Linked DNA regions of Homo sapiens: region 1 is linked to region 2. A link is a loop called in an ENCODE intact Hi-C map of the cell type or tissue named here. Cell type or tissue: Calu3. All regions are shown on one strand. Each heading gives the region's core, and the rest is flanking DNA. Links, peaks and the distances in the headings are about the cores only.

Region 1 (2,910 bases), core at 276-2,775, 120 kb before region 2:
CCCTGCCCCTAGACCCTGCAACATGTGATTCAAAATAAGAACAATTGTAAACTGAAAACTAAGAGGAAGCCCAATACAATTCTGACTTTTCCTATGATGACCATGTTAATAAATTTTGAAATATCAAACACTACATTCCTTATTTTAAAAAATGTTTTCTAGTAGTCCTGCTCATGGATACTATTCCGTGCAAAGGGAACCTAGCACCAGGCTCTGAGACAATTTGCTTTAGAAATGATGTTTTCCCCTAACTTAGGGTTGGGTTGTTTCTTTATTATCACTCTCCTAGTATAACAAGGTTTTGGCTCCAAGCATCTTTGTGGCTGCCTTCAGCAAACATTTACCAAGCACTGCACTAGGTGTCGGGGAAGGACAATGATGAATGAGGCATAAACCAGCAGGGAAGAAGGCAAGTGCTTGCATACAACTCTGTCCAAAGTGTGGCTATGTCATGAGTTACATCACTTCTGCTTCAACAGTGGGCAAAAGCTTTACATTGGAAATGGCATTTGAGCTAAGCCTTAAAGATGCACAGGATCTTAGCTGGAGCAGAGAGAGCAACAAGAACTGAGCCTTGGAGGGAAGGAAAGGGAAGGCCGTAGTGAGTAATAGCAAATGGTCTAACTCCCTTCTAGTCTGTTAGGCTGGAGGCATGAGCCACCCTTCCATACTCAAGCTTGCTTCATGGCTCTCATACAGGCTGTTCTCTCTGCCTGGAATGTCCCTACTCATTTTCCCACTCATCAGACCCTATCTTTAGGGCTCAGCTTAAATGGGGAAGCCTTCTCTGACTCCTTAGGCCAGTTAAGTTCTTCCTTCTAAAGTGTCCCCAGAGCTCTGCATTCCCTTTATTCTAAAATCATCACTAGTATGATACTTGTTTTTCTCACCTAGACTGCTAAAACTCACCACTGAATCTTCAGGCAGAAAGGTGCTCAGTAAATATCTTTTAAATAAATAGTAAAGGAATGCATACATGAATGAGCACTTGTAGAGAAAATACAAGAGCAAGAGCTAGAAATACCATTTGGAAGGCTGTGGACAGCCTTGAATGATTAAAAAAGAGGTTTAGAAGATCTGCCACTCATAGAAGGAAAGTTCTTGGTTAATTTATCTGCAGTTTCTCTTGCCTGAGAAAGCTAACTTTCGGCTTGCTCTGTTCCACATTGAATCCATTATCGCAAAACTCTTGGCTTCAAAGAGTCAGTATCATTGCATCAAAAGCACAGCTAGTCTACCTGCATTTATTATTACTGTTTTTAAAATTAAAACTCTCAATCTTAAAGTATACTAATGCCCTGCACCTTACACAAATAGCTGGGAGATGTTATCTGTCCTATCAAAATGTGAAGCAAACAGACAAGCAAAAATACGTAAAATTAATCACACCTATTAAGCTAAATACAAAGGAAGAGCTCTACTCACCCCCACCCCAATTACCACCCTAAGCGTGTAAGACACAGGCAACCAGTAACCTAACTCGAAATGGTTAAGTGTGCACTTTCCCCTCTCACCCCCTTTCACTGGACGGCCCGTTTCTGAGCTGCTGTGATATGATGGATGTGTCTGTCTCCATAGTGAAGTGATTAATAGGCATCTGTGTAAAGTGGACCCGGTGACCACAAAGACAACAAAGCCTCTCTGTGTCCTTTAGAGAAATATGCAAAGGCAAAAAGGAGGATGGACATTTCCTCCATCACTGAGCCAGAGAGGGTTTGTGTTGGGTCTGAGAGCTAAGAAAGATGGCAAAACACCAAGAAAAGCCCCGGAGTAGCATCCCCTAAAAATAGATTCTTGATTCTGCTTTATAGTAAGACAAGCCTACAATTTCCTTGAAATCCTCATAACAACTTGAGTGAATGGAATCTAACAGCCCAATTTTTCTTGTTTGCAAATCTTACTGCAACAAAATTCCAGGCTCACGGTCCTGCAAGACAGTATAAATGAATGAACTAATCACTAGCCAAGCATCGCCCCGCTAACCACACAGGGCCCGCTGTAATCCCTATTAAGAAGAGAAGAAAACAAACAAGGGAAAAACCCTAACTGGAGACAATTTATTCTCAAAGCCACACCCCAGCCAGTCGAGGTGACCACGCTGAAAGTGAAATGGGAACTCTCTGTGGTTATCTGGGCAGGAAGCAGCCTTCTTCTTGTCTTACGGCATAATGTGAACCAGATGGCTTAGGAATAAACTGACATGCCAGCAGCCATGGAAATAGGCTTGGAGTTTATAACTTAAAGTTTCCTTTTCCTTTAAGTGTGTGTGTGTGTGTGTGTGCATGTGTGTGTGCGCGTGTGTGTGTATGTATGTGTTTTTCCTGGCAGGCTACAGATTAGGTACCAGGAGGGGCCATGGTCTTCAAGATATATAAAGTTAATGACTGACCATGCCAAAGTGGAGGTAGCTTCCTGGCCTGGCTGTTTAATGTCCTGAATTCAGAAGCTATTTTAAAACTCACATATTGAAATAATGCTTGGAGTGGTTGACTGTAGATGAACCCACTTCCACTTCGATCACCTTTAAAAGTGATGCATTTTTGGTTGGGATGTCATCACAGGGATAGAAGGGAGAATGAGCCTGGAATTCATTCTATTTCATTTTTTTAGAGAAGAAACAGCTTCATTTTTCCCTGTGTGCTGGGAACGCTCAGTTCACTGTTCCTCCACTGCTCTACTGCTTTAGAAATGGCATTGCCAATGGGAGTGCTACAGCCAGAGCACGGGCTGATGTCTAGACTAAGAGTCATGATAAGATAATTTTTAAAAGCCATGCCCTGGAATGCTGGTTTGTGGTTTCATGTGTTAGAACTGTTACTGTCCCCGTAAAGGTAATGATTCTTTTACATTGGCAAAGTTTTAGCAGAGTCTGCAAGGCGTATTTTCCTGCTTTTTGAAGTTTTCTTTCAT
Region 2 (2,910 bases), core at 166-2,665:
TGTTGTGTGTAAATAAAAAGGTGCACTTATTGCCGCCTTATCATAACCACTCACTTGAAGGCATATATTTTTTTTTTCACTGTAGGGAAAATAAAGAAGTCCACTTTAAGTGGACAAACATGAACCATGTGTGACTATTTATTTCATTCATTCGACATTTACTTGAGTGTTCTATACTGGTTCTTATAAAATTTTTACCTATTTAAGCTTAGTTGTTATGTCCAATAAGTATATTCAGCTGATGGCTCCTCAGAAATGATTTTCGGTATCTGCTTAACATTTACATATGTGGATTATATGCGTTATTGAAAATGTAGCACATCTCTAAAAGGTGATAGCTGCAAAACCTAACATATGGGGAAGGTTGTCACCCACAAACACTGTACATCAGAAACATAAAGTAGAATGCTTCTTTACATCAAGTTGAAAAATGACTCATAACCAAAAGTAAGATTTTAAATTTGATGTTCGTTCTTTTCTGCTTTAAACTGGTTTGCAAAGTGCCTCATTCAAGAACGTCCCAAAACCAAAATAATAACAGGGAGTAAGGGTTACTCAAGATTCAAATAAAAGTTACCATACAAACAAGCATGGGTAAACCAAATTCAAATAGCTAGTGCAATTATTTTTTAATAGATAGTTTAGGTTAATAGGTGGAGACATAGTTCTGCCACTGTATTTAAGGTTAGGTTAATAATTAACTTTGGTGCCTGGAGTAGTTTAATCAAAGCTTACTGTAAATCATAAAACTGCTCCATGTAGACTAAACACAGCATTAAAAAGTCATACAAAATTCTTGCAATCTTGACCGCTGGTAGCCATTTGGGTACGGTATAAAAAAGTGTAGAGTATTTTTAGTCAGAATTAAACATAGGCATCTTTACTTTGGGGAGAAAACATAATTAAATAATTAATTAAACCACCAGTCCTCCCCGCCATCACTGTAGCATACCACAGACTTGATGCCCAAGATGTGTCCACCAGGGGAAGGACGACGAACAATTTCAGGACTAAAGAAAGACAAGGCAAAGGCACTCGACCTTCCCATCCTGGCAAGACTTAAAAACCAGCGCTGGGGGGCATTAAATAGCTTTTCTGAGACCTGCTGGCACAACACTGCAAGTGGGTTAAACGGCTTTTCAGATCTGAGGTAAAGAAAGTTGTGCGTACAAGGGCGAGTGTGTGCGTGTGTGTGTCCATGCACGCCTGTGTTTTAAACCTTTCACAGATCGCATTCAGTAGCGTAAAAAAGCTGAGCGTAAAAAAAGGAGCGATCCCACTGTGGCTGTGCCTGGCCACCGCAGTTCCAAAGCAGCCACCTTTCTCCCAAAGACCGACGCGAAAAAGCCTGCAGGGCTCCCCAGTGCGATACAGGCCGGAGACTCCCTGGAAGTGCTTGCCCCGGCTGTGAAGACAGCGCCTCCAGTCTCCCATTCCTCTCCCGCTCCACGCACACCTGGCTCTGCTTCCTCCCTCCCTGGATAGCCACGCTGGGAAATCGTGCGCAGGGAGCAGATGGCTCGGGATTCTGCACCTGAAGCTGCCTACTTGCAAGCCACTGAGCCCCGGCCTGTGTCCACACGCACCTTCCCCACAGCCTCTGTCCACAGTGGCCGCACCTGCCTCCGGGGTCCTGCTTCCCCATTCATCCCTTCCCCGACTTGTCGAGCAAGTACCGCGGGCCAGGAGGTTCCACTCTCCAAAGGGCCGGGATCTAGCTCCTAGCTGCATCCCGAGCTGTCCGCATGATTCCCTCCAGGTCCGGCTTCCCTCAGACTGCACATGCTGAGCCCCAGTCCGGTCGTGCCTGCCGCCCCTGGCTTTCAGGGAAACTTTCCAGGAGCGCCTGGTCTAGTGACCCCGCCGCTGTAAAGTGGGAGGAGGCGCTGGGCGGAGGGGCGGCGAGGGAGCGGGAAAAACAGCGGAATTCTGTTTCCTTTCCCGACGTCCACAAGCCCGGGACCGCTCCCTGGCTCCCCCCGTGCCGCTCGGGTCTTGCGAGGAGGGAGGAGACCTCAGGATCCTGTTTTGCACCATCTCCCACAGCGAGGAGCTGAGCAAAACGCGGAGAATCGGGACAAGAGACACTTCCCGCCCCAGAAGGATCAGGCAGGGTGGGTGGGCACTGCCCGGCTTACTCTCCAGCGCCCCATTGCCCCCATGGTAGCGCCCTAGGACACAGTGAGGAGTCGGAACAGAGCCCTAGTCTGGGTTTCAAACCCAGGGCCATCTTCTGCCAGGTCTCTCACCCTTCCCCCTCCTGGGTCATCTTTCCAGAGCGAGACCGCGCTGATCTGGGAGGAGGGCGTACCGTGCGCCAGCCCGGTGCAAAGGGCTCGGTGCTTCAGGAGGGACGCAGCCGCGACGGGCTATATCCTTGCCGCTCGGGTTGGGAGCTGCGGCGGGGGACAGGACCCATGGCGGGGGCGCCGCGTCACCCGAACGGCTGCTCCCGGACACTTATTCGAGCAAACAAAGCCCGGAACCTCTGGTGGCAGCGGCCACAGGAGCCAGGATCTCACCGAGAGACAGGGCGCGCGGGTGCCTAGAGCCATTACAAGTTTCTTGCACTCCACGGAGCCCAGCCCAGACCCCACACTGACAACAAAAGATTCTCTCCGCTTCCACACCGTCTCCGCGGAACCCCTTCTCCCACCTGGCACTGGACGAAAACAGCGCTGTTATACCCAACCCCCTCCAGCCCTCGAGGGCAGAACCCCTTCCCCTGCCTTCGACACACCGGGCCAGGGAGCTTCCGAGAATCCCACCATTTAGGGCCCGCTCTGCTCCCTGCTGGGCACGCGGGAGGATGAGCCTTGGGTCTCGCACACACACCCCCAGGAGGAACAGCCATACGCGCCGTCGCGGCCCGGGGCGGCGCCGGGCGTGTGCGCAACGCGGGTGGGAAAG

What was found. Peaks named below come from ENCODE experiments on the same cell type or tissue, not always from the same donor. Only the 100,000 strongest peaks of a DNase experiment are listed, where the experiment ranks them.
Region 1: a loop joins it to region 2, with 3 times the contacts of the local background. A loop is called at or near these places in 4 of 110 quality-filtered maps.

The regions. Positions count from the first base shown.
Region 1 is chr5:116,452,530-116,455,439 of GRCh38, forward strand. All of the region lies in intron 18 of SEMA6A (semaphorin 6A), which reads right to left. All of the region lies in intron 2 of SEMA6A-AS1 (SEMA6A antisense RNA 1), which reads left to right. Among named protein-coding and RNA genes, the nearest start is that of SEMA6A-AS1, 6.5 kb to the left of the region's middle. RefSeq lists a silencer at 2,175-2,254. In Calu3, for the core only: no CTCF peak of the experiment used is centred there; DNase peaks (open chromatin) are centred at 1,582 and 2,045.
Region 2 is chr5:116,571,045-116,573,954 of GRCh38, forward strand. The region is part of intron 1 of SEMA6A (semaphorin 6A); the gene reads right to left. Among named protein-coding and RNA genes, the nearest start is that of SEMA6A-AS2, 1.9 kb to the right of the region's middle. RefSeq lists an enhancer at 1,056-1,837. In Calu3, for the core only: CTCF peaks have their summits at 1,151 and 1,354; DNase peaks (open chromatin) are centred at 1,017, 1,627 and 2,307.